2 separate regions of the Homo sapiens genome follow, and region 2 is linked to region 1. A link is a contact called in ENCODE Hi-C or POLR2A ChIA-PET data. All regions are on one chromosome and are shown on one strand. Each heading gives the region's core, a stretch centred on a gene start or an enhancer-like site at or near the end of the contact. The rest is flanking DNA. Distances are from core to core; before and after follow the strand shown.

The links. Hi-C counts contacts between places; a loop is a spot of excess contacts on that map. ChIA-PET counts read pairs that join two places held with the same protein, here RNA polymerase II (POLR2A). Pooled maps may share reads with other maps.
Region 2: a loop to region 1 is called in a map of ascending aorta, with 2.7 times the contacts of the local background. The contact joins two enhancer-like sites. A Hi-C loop is called at or near these places in 5 of 168 maps with a recorded cell type or tissue (IMR-90, ascending aorta, chondrocyte and 2 more) and 7 of 50 pooled maps. POLR2A ChIA-PET finds 5 or more read pairs at or near these places in 1 of 52 experiments (Panc1).

What each region holds. Positions count from the first base shown.
Region 1 is chr20:11,202,067-11,208,835 of GRCh38, reverse strand. No RefSeq gene overlaps it. Among named protein-coding and RNA genes, the nearest start is that of LINC02871, 180 kb to the right of the region's middle. Within about 2 kb of position 3,520, at least 8 of the 41 ENCODE cell types and tissues checked have a DNase peak (open chromatin) inside an H3K27ac peak, as active enhancers do.
Region 2 is chr20:10,918,169-10,924,904 of GRCh38, reverse strand. No RefSeq gene overlaps it. Among named protein-coding and RNA genes, the nearest start is that of LINC02871, 110 kb to the left of the region's middle. Within about 2 kb of position 4,969, at least 4 of the 41 ENCODE cell types and tissues checked have a DNase peak (open chromatin) inside an H3K27ac peak, as active enhancers do.

The DNA of each region.
Region 1 (6,769 bases), core at 2,271-4,770:
TTGGAGTTGGAATTTTTAAAAGATCTGTAGGTACTTCTAATATACAGGCAAGGTCAGGAGCCAACAACCTAGTCTCTTTGGATCTCATTTTCCAGACTTGAAAACAGCATGTGTGGGTGGAGTTGAAAGGGCTTGAAGGTGTCGGGTAGTCATTAAAGAGTTTCCTGAAGTAGGTTCTGGAGAACTCTGGTCTTCTCTGAACCATGTGAGGAAACAAAAGGGGTTCTCTGATGAAATCACTTTGGAAAACAATGTGCAAACTACATTGGTTGAATACATAACAATTGTCTTAATAAAAGAATCAAACTATCAACCCAGAATCAAGAGTGCTGGCTCAATTTCTACCTCACCACCGACTAATTATGAATCACTGGATGTCATTTACCTCACCAGAGCTCAGTTTACGCATCTGTAAAGAAATGGGTTGACCAGATCTCCAGTGAGATGCCTCATACTTCTAACATTCCACAAGCCCTGAACCAGAAATCTCTGAGATCCCATTTATTTTAGGATCCCAGGAGTCAAAGGGAACCAATGATCTTATCTAAGCCACTCAAGACTACAATATGGGGGGTATTCTTAATTGGTCTAATTTGCAATGAATCATCATTAAGCCTCTAGGCAATGTAGCTGCAGACTGTGATTCTTCCTCTAGTGGTTAAGACTCATTTTATTCCTGAAAGCTTTTTAAAATATTATCTTCCTTACTGCTGCAAATAATGACAGCAGAGTCTCAGACAGGCTGATTCATAGCTACTGTTTCTCAGCCTCGTAAGTACAGACGACAATCGACACAGGCCTTCTTGCCTTTAGCTTTCTTGCTGCCAGCAGACTGTCTGGACTTTGCCCGGGCCGACATTGGGCATTAATGAATGCCGCATTCACTCCACTGGATATCCGAAGTGACTAATGCATGGAATATTTGGGCTGCCTTCAGTACATTCAATGTCCTCTTATGCCATCTACCCATTTTCCTCGTATTAGGCTGGAAACAAGAATAACTCATAAAATACAGCAAGGCCAAAAGGAATTTAGTGGCAGGGAGGAGAGAAAGTCTAAAGGCCTGCTTGGTCCTGTACACCATCTATATACTGATGACTTGTCAGTAGAAAGTTTGGGTGAATTGTGTTTCCTCTGAGCCGATCCTTTCATGAAGTCTTGCAAATTATTAAAATACCTATAAGCTAATTATTTATTTTGAGAATAAAGGGCTGCCCTTGATGCCTTAAATCAGCTCTTGACAAAGCATGACCCATGGGATAAATTCAGCCTGTAGACTATTTTAGTAAACAATATTTTATTGGAATACAGCCACACTCACTTGTTTATACTTTATCCATACCTGTTTTTGCTCTAAAATGGTAGAGTTGACTAGTTGCAACAGAGACTGTATGAACTGCAGAAGCTAAAATATTTATGATCTAACTGATCATTGTTTTATACTTTATATATGTCATTTGGTATAGACATATTTTTTATTCACTTATTTCTTGCTTTCTTCATGCAATCAATTAATTATAGGTATTTAATAATGAAAGCAATTAAGTAAATATTAAAGAAACAATACAATAAGAAACAACAAATTAAGTTTCTGTCCTTTTAAAACATACCTAAATATCGATAGTCATCTTATTGCAATCATTTATCTACAAAATCTTTTAGAACTTCACTCTTATGTTCTTATATGCTTGGCCTTCAGGGAAAAAAAAGAGAATTATGTACATGACCTGCTCATGTGCTCCACTATATTATGCCAATCAAATAAAATATACATAAATGGTAAAAATCACCCAATCTAAAGCTAAAGAGAACCATTATTTCTGGTCCTTCCTTTCTAGTCAATGTCATAAAACTAGAGTTGGTGATAAATCTAAGTTTTATAATATGCAGGAATCTTTCCTATTAAGCTATCATAATAATATATGCATATATATGTAAATGCACATATAAACAACCCATAAACATGAATATTTGTGGTATATTTCTAAATGTTTCAACATGTTAGGTATTTTGCAATTTTTCTCTCTTAGGATAACTGTTGCCAGAATATGTTTTCTCTTTTTGTAGTCTTAGCATGGACAAAACAAGTAAATACATGAGAGGTTTGGTCTGGGATTTACTCACTTAAGGGGGAAGAAAAGATTCTAGTTGTAATTAAGTTTTAAGGCAGGTGGAAAATATACCCTTGTTCAACCATCTCAATCCTGGGCACTTCTACCCTGAAGCTGTGATGTACATTGAAATCAAAATATGGTTGATTTTGAAGTAAACATTTTTTTTCCTAGCACACAACAGCAAATCTGACACTTAAATATGTGAAAAACAGAAGCCAGAACAAATTCAAAATAAATATGAGTTACTAACAGTTATAGATTAGGGAGTTCTGTTTCCACAAATCCTTAGCAAGGAGTATGCTCACAAAGCATGTAATTACACTAACAACTAACATGATAGATTTCTTAGACTCAAGATCACACAACAAAGTAATAATAATAACAATACTTATATCTCTGGGGCACTGCTTTTCTACTGTTGGGATCTAAAATTCCTAAGTCAATATCTTATTTATTTGCTGAGAACCAACCCTTTCACTTTTCTAAATTATTCCATATTAGGATTTCATGAACTAGTAGATCAGGTTACTACTCCTTATAGAAAGCTGCTGGAAAGTGCTAACTAAAGTGCTGGAATTTTAATGCCATATTTTAGTGGAGTAAGTGCATGGTAGAGGAAGATTAATTAGGTTTAAGACAGAAGGAGAGTCCAATTTAATTTTGCCCCATTACTCAACTTGCCTGGAAATTATACTTAGTGTGTGGGATTCTTCCCCCGAGGGGAATAGCGCAGAGCCTCCTTCCTACCCTGTCAAGCACAGGAAGCTGTGTAGTCTTTCTGTGCTCATTCTGTTCTATGCCCGCAGAGGTCTGTTTGTGCCAGGACAGCTTTGCAAGGCAGTGGAAATCCTTTTCTGGCACAAGATTTGCAAGATGTGGAATGGGCCTGTATGGTTAAGATACGTTAGCATGAAAATCCAGCTTTGACTGAAAAGTCTCAAAGAGGCTTAGGCTCCAATTCTGTGTCAGGAGGGAGAAGCAGAGAGAAATATATTGTCACATTCCAGTTATTTCCAAGTAGATTCTTGCCTTTGCAATTCCAGTTTAGCCAAAGAACTTCCAGAGCTGAATAAGGAAATGCTCCAGAAGAAACACTATGCCAAAAATGCACCTTCCTTCTTCCCCTCTCAAGTTCCATGTTTATTAGCCCTGGAAAAGCCCTCTTTTTACCTATTGAAATTCTTTAAGCCCCAACTCTAACTCATTAATCCTTCCTTAGTCCTTTTCAATATCTCGCCTTTAAATTCTTAGAGTATACAGCCTGTGCCACAGAACTTGGCAGTGAAACTCCACAGCTTTACACCTTCCAACCTGCAGACTTTGAAAGACAGAAGCAAAACTCTGTGTGAGGTCAGACTCATCAACTGTGCCTACCAACAGAGGGCGTAGCAGTTGGGAAAGTGATCTTACGAACCAACTTCCTAGTATTTGCTGGAGGATATTCTAGGGTTTGTCACTGTTCTTAGCCTGTCTCTCATAGTAGAGCACAAGCTTTTGAGACCTGGAAGTAATCTTTGTTAATAACTCGATTGTGTTATGATCTACAGTTTCACTTCTGGTCTCCTTTCCCTTCCAATGCTTTTAAGTCCTCTGTGCTAACTCTAATGCCAGGTGTCACCCATAGGCACAGTTCCTGAGCTAGTCTGAAGAACCCTGGAAACACTATGGTTCCTTGACAATAAGATGCCTTAAACTTTAAGATAAACTATCAACCTAGTAATAATGAAAAATAGCATTGCATTAAGTGTGCTTATTGATTATAAAATGAACTTCAATTTTTAAAATATTCTGTTGTGTGTGTGAGAGTTTTTTTTTTTTTAATGGTCACCATAGAACTGATAAATAAGGCCTATCAGGAACATCACCACCAAATCCAGTGAAACTTGGAACTGAGTTGCTTTGATCACAGATGGACTTGTGGTCGTGAGTCCCCAGGGTGGTAATAATTCTACCTGCTGAAATGTGAGGCCTTGTCTCAAGCATTACAATGGACTATTGGGGTTTTACTATTATTAATACTGCTTCCCTATAAAGCTAGATTTTCTCTTTGAATCCTGACTTGATTTAGTGAAGTTTTGTGCCTTTTCAGCTTGCCATGATCTTGTTCTTTTTTCCCTACTGGTTCTGTATTTTCCTCTTATAGGATTAAGATAATTTATGCAAATGGGCTAGAGTCCCCAAAATATAAAAAGACTTTTACACAATCATCTCTAAAGATTTCATTGTATTTCATAGTATATTTCTATCACTTATTTAATTAATGTCTTTGTTGCTGGACATTTATAGTATATGCCCAAATATAAACAAAATGAAATAAAAATAGATTTCTCATTTTTCAAAAAAGTGGATTAAAAAAAAACGATGTTTTGGCCCACTTGTCTCCATTTTTTTAGCTGTTCATCAATAGTTTCACACTTGATTTGGCCCAGTTTTCTTTTTTGAGTAAGTAACTATGTGGAATGTGTTTGTATGTCAAGGTCGCTGTTGTTATTGTTTGCATTTAGGCATAATTCCTTTGCAAACTTACCGAGAATTGAGACTACGAAGTAAAAGTATATGAATATATTTAAGGCCTTTTACAATTGTTTCTAAAATTTAAACCACTGTAGGTTCCCATTAAGTGTATATAAAAGTAGTAAGATGAGTCACGTTATATTTTTCTAAGATTGTTTTCAAGTTTTTTCTGAAATTTCCATTTTATTTGCAAGAGTGTTCGTAATATCTTAACAATGTCTGCATTATGTGTGTGATGGCCTCCTTGTCTTCCTGATTTTGATTATTTGGGCTTTCTTTTTTTTCCTTTTCTTAAAATTAATTTTCTAGATGTTTTAAAATTTTGTGTTTTCAATGAACCAAATTTTGGCAATGTTTATCTTCTCTGCCCTATTTTTATCATTTGAACTACTTTATTCTACTTTGTGAAAGTTTAGTAACTCCTTGTAATGAATGCAGATATCATTTGAATATTTGTCCTCCCCCACATTTCATGTTGAATTGTAATCCCCAATGTTGGAGGAGGGGCCTGGTGGGAGGTGACTGGATCATGGGAGTGGGACCCACATGACTTGGTGCTGTCCTCGTGATAATGAGATCTCCTGAGATCTGGTCATTTAAGTGTGTGGTGGCTCCGACTTCTCTTGCTCCTCCTCCTATCATGTAAGACACCTGCTCCCCCACCGCCTTCCACCATGATTGTAAGCTTCCTAAGGCCTCCCCAAAAGCAGATGCTGTGCTATGCTTCCTGTACAACCTGTAGAACTGTGAGCCAATTAAACCTCTTTGCTTATAAATTACCCAGTTCCTGGTATTTCTTTATAGCAGTGCAAGAACAGACTAATACAAATACCTAGTTTGTGCATTTCAGCCTCTTTTTTACTGTATTGATTTTTCCTTGCAATTCTATTAACTACTGAGCAAGATAATATGCTAAAATTCTGAGTGGTTATTTTTGATTCATTTGTTCTTTCAATTCCTGAAACAGATGTGTTAAAAGTTTCTTATATGAGTGTAGTTTTGCCTATATATTCTTTTGATTCTCTTATTGTCCACGTCTTCTTGTGGTTCCATCAATTTTTGATTTATATGCTGTGAATCTCTATCATTAGGTGCATGGATATGTAAAATCATTACATCTTCTTGTGAGTTGAAGTTGTTATCATTATAAAGTGACTATACCTTTTGCCTTAAATCTATTATGTTTAGTATTACTATTGCAACACTACCTTTCCTTTGTTTTACACTCAAATAATACATATTTGTCCAAGCTTCTACTTCTGTTTTATTTTTATTGTTAGCTCCAGGGACACATAGGATGTATACTACACAACTTCAGGGAACACCACCCTCATAAACTAGAACATGAATTCCCCACTTCCAGTGATTATGGATGTACCGGATTTCACAGGAATTTTCCTTAATCCAAGCTAATATTCTTTACTTTTAATTATTCAGTCTATTTGCATTTAAATCAGTCTATTTGCATTTCAATGATTACTAACACGTTTGTGTTTAAAATATACCCTCTTGATTTTTATTTTTCTCTAACTATTCTATTGTATTTCCTTTCCCTCTTGTAATATTTCAGTTTGAATGTTTTTATTCTAATTTTTAAATATTAATTTGAAAATCATACAAGTTAAAACATTAGTATACATCAAAGTAGAAAATTAATCAATACTTCAATTTTCCCTTAGAAAAGACAAGGTCCTTAGAACATTTCAACTCATTTTTATCACATTCAAGTAAATCTGTTAATGTTGTTTTGGATTTAAATTCTGTCTTAATCTTTAATACCTTATTATCATGTTTAATTATTGTTATTTTGTACATTTTATTAGACTTACCCACATATTCACTTTGTTCTCTCTTCTTCATTCCCTGTTCACTTTGGATCTTCTCTCTGGATTCAACTTGATTCTGCCTCAAGAACATTCTTTACTATTTCTTTTAGTGTAGGTTTGCTGGTGGCAAATCCTCTCGCTTTTTGTTTGCCTGAAAATAATCTAAATTTCTTCTTCACATGGAAGGTAACTTTCACGGGATATAGATTTTCAGGATGACATTTACCTTCTTCAGCACATTAAAGTCACCATTCCATTGCTATTGGCATTCACTGTTGCTATTAAGTTAGCTGTCAGTCATTTCTTTAAAGATAA
Region 2 (6,736 bases), core at 3,720-6,219, 290 kb after region 1:
CTGCAAAGCAGAAAGGTATAATTTTATAGTGTTTACTGATCATGTTATTTGATTGAGGATGACAGCTAGCCTGCCTAGCATTCTTAAGAGCTGAGGAAAGGATTGTGAAAGCTCAGAGTCAGGAGGGGTGGGAAGGGAGACATCAGGGAAAAGCAAACACTTTTAGCTCCATATGCATGAAATCACTGACTCCTAGCCCATTCTGTTTGGAATAAAAGATATTAGCATGGCCTGTCATAGGACTGCCTTCGTTTATTAAAATAAATAAATAAATAAAGGGGGGTGGAGAAAGAGCAGGGAAGTGAAACATTTGCAACAATGATTCATTTTATATCAAATCATAGGTCAGATGTTGCCAGAGACTCAAGTCACACCCACCATAAATACAAACCAGACACCTCTGTCCACTGGACCTCTATTTAGACTCAAAGAGCAGGCACAGTTGTCATGTCTTACTGAGCCCATACACACACCTTGCTTTCTTCACCTGTGAAATGAGGGGTTAAAACTAGGTCCTTCCTCAGATGTTTTCCATCACTAATCACTAAGATTCTGGGATCCCAAAGCCAATATCCAATACTTGTCTTCTCCATGCCAGTGCCTGTGCCAGGAACTCTTACCAGTGCCATGAGTCCCAATAACCCTGGAAGGTTGGCATCATTCTAAACCCCGTGTTATTAAAGAAGAAACTGAGACTTACGTGGGTTAGGAGCCTTGCCAGGTTCTCTATTTCTCACAGCCAGGTGCAAGATGACCAGGGTGGGCAGCCTTAGGCCCCACCCACACCTACTGAATCAGAATCTGCATTTAACAAACCCCCCAGGTGATATGTACCCATGTTAATGTCTAAGAAGCAGTGCCCTAGGTCACAAAGCCACTGAATGTCAAAGCCAGAAGGCACATTCGAATCCTCTGATGCTGCATCTTGTACTTTTTCTACCCATACCACATCCATGATATCTCCTTCCAGAAGAAACTTATCCATTTAGCTCTTCTTATCAACCCTGGTCAGGATGTCATGCAAATCTCAGGATACCCTCTGCAGTCTTTCTCTTGGTATTATTTAAATCCATCAGGCACTACCAGAATAATTCCCTGGATGGTTTGCATTCTGCTGCCACTCCTGCATAATTAAATTAAACTTTTTAAAAATAGATTTAGGGGGTACAAATGCAATTTTGTTACATGGCTATATTACATAGTGCTGAAATCTGGGCTTTCAATATAACCATCACCTAACCATGGAATACTACTTAGCCATAAACTAATCATTAATCAAAAATGATAGCATTGCCAGTGGCCTTGGAAATAATAGATAAACCAACTTTTCAATGACATCAAGAATAAGGCCTAAGGATACAACCTAAAAGAGAAGCAAAGATTTTTTTATGTCTCTTTTGCTGATGATAAAGCAGCAAAGAACCACTGTGGGTACCAGGAAGATCTTTCTTTAATGAGGCTTGTCTTTGGCTTCTCTCTTGATACTTTGGCTTAAAAGACATCAGAGGGGACCTCCACTGTTAACAGTGATGGTCTCGAGACCCCCAGGCAGACCAGCCCCCCATTAGTTGGGTTACTCTGGAGTTGTAAACACGGTGCTCTCCCAATCTGTTTTCCAAGATGAACTGTATATAAAGCATGTGTGTGGCAGGAGATGATAGCACACTTGAGGCTTTCAGCAATCGATGTTTACAGACTATAATGGAAACCACAAGTTTCTTCTTTAACTCAAGTCAGTATACATTCCTTCAAGCCGCAGGCAAATTGGAGCAGGGAAGGGGGTTGGGAAGGCTTCACAGTGAGTCATCATTTCACATTTTTTAACAGCTTAATGAACATCCAGAAATGCCGCATTAGCCAGCAAAAATACAGTCCTTTTTTTCTCCCATCAAATTCAGCAATGACCGTATTTGGACGTGGGATTCCTTGAGCATCTACATTAAGTGACTTCCCTTACAGAAGGTAAGTGACTAAATGTCTAGTCTGCCACACAGTTACAAGCAAAAGCATATGAAGAGCCCATAACTAAGTTAATAACCTGCCTTGAAGTTAATAACCTGCCCTTGTTTTGCCCCAAGTTTGGGAGCAGGGAAACATTACTTCTAGGTTCCATTAATCCCCTGAAAAACTCAGCCCAGAGTGCTTGGAAAAGAAGACAGAATTCTCAGATCTGCAGAGCAGCTCTCAGCCAAGATTCATGGTGCTAACAGACAGATGGTAAATAAAGCTGGGTTCTAAGGCTACAGCTGTGTGCCTCTGCATCTCTCAGATCTATGTGTGCGATCATTAAAATTTTTTAGATCATCTAAAATAGCAGTCTCTGTGTAACCTTGGCAACTTTGCTATTTCTGACATTCTTTTATATTTTATGTACAGAGGTCACATGCATAATGTGGGTAAAATAATGAAAAATGTGTGTGTTTGTGCATGGATATTTTAATGCTATATTATGTAGTCATTAGTCTTTTAATGGCTGTTTGAATTAAGAAGGTAGAAACTGAGTTTTTTTCCAAGTTTCGTCCTGAGGCTCGCATAAATTGTCTTTTGTCTTTTCACGCTTTTTTCTCCATTTCGCCTTAATACTATAGGCCATATGCTAGCACTCAAGCCAACTACAAGATCTGAAGGATTCTACTTGTCCCATGAATCAAAATTTGCATTTTTAGATCACCTGTGAGAATTTTGCATGAGCCTGAAAGGAAAGAGGTTTTGAATCACTCAGTCTCATAAGAATTTTGTAAGATTTTCTTGAATTTACAAAAAATAAACTGCAAGCATACTATTTCTGGAATGATAGTAGGATATGTAACCTTGAAATTTCATGGACACTTCCTCATATCCCTACAGATTGTCTTTTCAGCTACCTGCTATTTCAAAGTAGTAATTCATTAAAAGATTGAATTATAACTCCTGTAATATTTGTGACAATGGATAAAAACATTCCCGTTACATAATTTTATATGAATTAAATTGAAGTCCTGCTCAAAAGAATCTGAAATTCTTTTGATAGGTGCTGATAGAATTAGAGATTTTAAAAGTAAACACATTTTTAGTCTGCTTTTACTTCATAAATTACTCTAAATAAAGCTGATTCAACCTTTTTTAATTCACCTAACAAAAAAAAGGTTGTCTTTGTATATTTATCACTCAGTCTTGTTAGAACATGTTACTAGTTAGCATAGTTTTCTGAGGACTACTTCAAGATAATTTCATAACTTTTAGCTCAGTTTTCACATTTTTTTCATTTTTCTTGAGCAAGAAGAAAAGAATCAAGTCAGGAGTCCTATGCATTATGGGGCCCAAAAGGGAGGTTTTAAATATACACAAGTGATATACAAACATATTTGTCCTTTCATTCATTATTTATTCTTTCAGTAGATACTTACCGAGGATCTAGCACCTGAGTGCTACACCAGGTGCTGGGAGACTCTGATGTACGAAATTGACAGAGACTGGGTAGCACTCAGGTAACTTCCATTTTCATGGGGCTTTAAAGGGTGCATACAGATGATTAACAAACTAATTAACAAAACAATAAACAAATTAAGTAATAAAAATATTAAATGTCTTTATAGAAAATTAAAGATATATGGACTTTATTTGGATTCTGATTGGAAAGCCAACTGTAAAAGACATTTTTGAGACAATCAAGGAAAACTGAACACCAACTGCATATTCGATGATGCTAAAGAATTAATATTAATTGTGTTATGTGATAGTGTTTTTGTGCTGATGCTAAAAAGAACATATAAATAATGTCCACCAGCTTCATCCATATTGTTGCAAATGGCAGGATATTCTTTCTTAAGGTCTAATAATATTCCATTGCATATACATACCAAAATTTCTTTGTCCTTGAGGACTATAGTTAATAATATTGTATTATACACTGAAAACTTGCTAAAGGGGTAGATTTTATAGTAGATTTTATGTTGTTACCACAAAAAGAAAAAGGCAACCTGAGGTAATGGATTTGTTAATTCGCTTGACTGATGCTTGAGCATCCTTCCTGCTTCCTGACACCTCTCTTTCCCTCTCGAGCATCCCATGCTTTTTAGGAAACAAACTGGACTCTTGGGTTACTAGTCATGCTGATGTTCTTTCCTATCCACCCACCTTTCCAAACAGAATGAAATGAAATGAAACACTCCATGATATAGAAAGGCAGAAAGAACTGAAAACCAGCTGGCTCATTATTTCCCTCCACAAACCAGGGAAGGGCACAAATAAACAAACACAATATTGCTGATGGGAAGCCAATGTAGCCTGGGCCTGGTTTTCTCCAAGAAGTGACCTCCTCTAGCAAATTAAATGCCCGGAGCCTCCCAATCTCATCTGGTCCTGATTTTCAATCAACAGTAAACTGATATCTTTTTTTTTCACTTTCATTATAGCTTGTTTTCATCTAGTTTATATTTCCAAACGTACTGGTTTTCAAGCCTGAACTGTCATATTAAACACACACACACACACACTCAAAAAAAGTGCAGGCTAGGTGACCCAGTGGCACCAGGGACGGGGCCCAGCCCTTGGCTTGTGGGAACTCCTTGGAGGTTTTCTTTTCTCTGAGCTAATCTAATTGGGAGCCACCAAGTTGTTGGATAGGATGGAAACTGAAGGAGCCCGAACTCCCTTTCTTACCCCTGTATGGGGTGCCATGCTGAGAAGGGAGAGAAGAGGATGGAAGAATCCCTAGAGATCTCTGCACACTGTGCACTCAGGCCTATTCTAGCAAGGGCACCAAGGAACTTTGAGGGAGTGGAAGGTTGGACAGAGGGGTGGCCAGTCTTACAGCAGAGATTTGTAAACCTGCCTGATGATGGAGAAAAGGGCTGACTCTCCCAGCTAGTGAGAGTGGAGGCTCATGTTTTGTGCACAGAAGGGAACAGCCAAAACCCTTCCCTCTGACTAAGTCTCAAAATAATTAGTCAGCAAATGGAATGAACACAATCGGGAATGAGTTATGAATATTCTCAGCACCCACCCGAGGTGCTTGGACAACACACCCTTCAGCACGACAAAAGCCCTTGATGGTGACCCTCATGGACCTCCGCCAGGCCTCCAGCTGCACCATTATCAGAGGATCTGAGCTCATTCCCTTGGGCAGGTGCCTCCCTCCTCTGAGCTCTCTGCAACTGGGTCAAGGCAGTCTTTCCTCCCCACTGCAAAGGGTATGACATTAGCATGGGTTGCGGGGAGTGGTAGGCACAGGGGCCCAGGCAGCCCTCAAGTCTGGAAGAAGATGTGGTGAATTTGGATTCATCATCACACAGCCTCCATTTGCTTTAGCTCCTATGTACAGTTCCAAGATGGCTTTTTCCTTTGCAGAAATGATTCAGAACATTCTTTTCTTCCAAGTTTAACTTTTCATGTAGCAGCATAAAAACATAAATCTTTGAAGTGTTGGCCTTCACGGTGTTTCTCTGAATTTTCTTTCCTCCTGGTTGATTCCAAGGCTCATTCTTTCTTCTTCTCTCCACCTCTTTTGCCAAGGTTCTTTCCATCCCTGGATGGCAGCCCTCTCCCTTCTAAGGATGCTTCAGATCTTCGCTTCCTGGTCTCTTCTTGAAGCTTCCATTTCCGTCTGGTATCAAGTTCAGAGGTCACAAAATTTTCTCCAGTTGCCATCTTTTAGTAAATGCCTTTGGTAATCTGACCATTCTCTCTTGCTCTATTTTCTCCATTTTCATACACACACACACACACACACACACACACACCCCTCCCTTTACCAATCTCTCTCCCTGCATTTTTCCCTCCTCTCCCCTTGATCTTCAGAAACACAGGGCAGCACATGCCATGCAGAATAGACCTAAATATCATGTAAGAGAAATTTGTCTCATCATGAAATAGTGGAAAAAAATAATACCAGACATCAAGAATATGAGTTCTTTATAATAAGTAGTAAAACTAAGTTTTCAGCCTCTGTTAGATATTGTGCTTTAGAGGAATTATCTGTTTCTCAAGTAATTCTGTGGGCAAGAAACCATATCATGTCCATTTGGGGATTCAGAGAGGTTAAGCAATTAGGCTGAAGTCACATGGATAGCAGGTGATGCAGTCAGAATTCCAATCCCAGCAGCCAAACTTCAGGTTCTTACTTTAAAGACACGTTATGTTAACACATTTTATGTTAACTCCTCCTCCCTCTCGAAAGTTTGGGAAAGGAGCTGGTAAACTTTCCTCTGGAGCTGAGCATAAGTTGCCTATGACCACAATTTGGCTTAGTGCTTGTGATCTGAGAAACGTTTAGAGTTCTGTTGCACAGAGGTACCCTGTTCTGTAAGGAATCCAGACATCTGCCTCCTAATAGAGAAGCCATTCTTGGCTGCATTTGGGCATGGGGCTTTTAAGAATCCCAATGCCCAGTTCACACCCCAGTTAGATTACATCAGAATGCCTGGGGTTGGGAGAGGCAGAACCTAGGCATCAGTATTTCTTAAATCTTCTCTGGTGATTCCAATGTGCTGCCAAGAATGAGAATCACTAACTTAGTGAAACATCAGGCAACATCAAGCAAATTAAGAAGCTTCTTTTCATGAGTGGCAGAGCTATCCCTAAATCTCTGAAGTCATAGTATTAAGTAATCAAATTCATGATCTTCCTCTATAACAAGTAAGCTAGGGAGAAACCTGCCTCACAGTATCCAAAATTGTACATGGCTGTAAAAAATATAATTTTGATCTTGAAATCCAGAAGACATGGGTTTGGGTTCTGTCTTGGTCTGTTTAGGCCA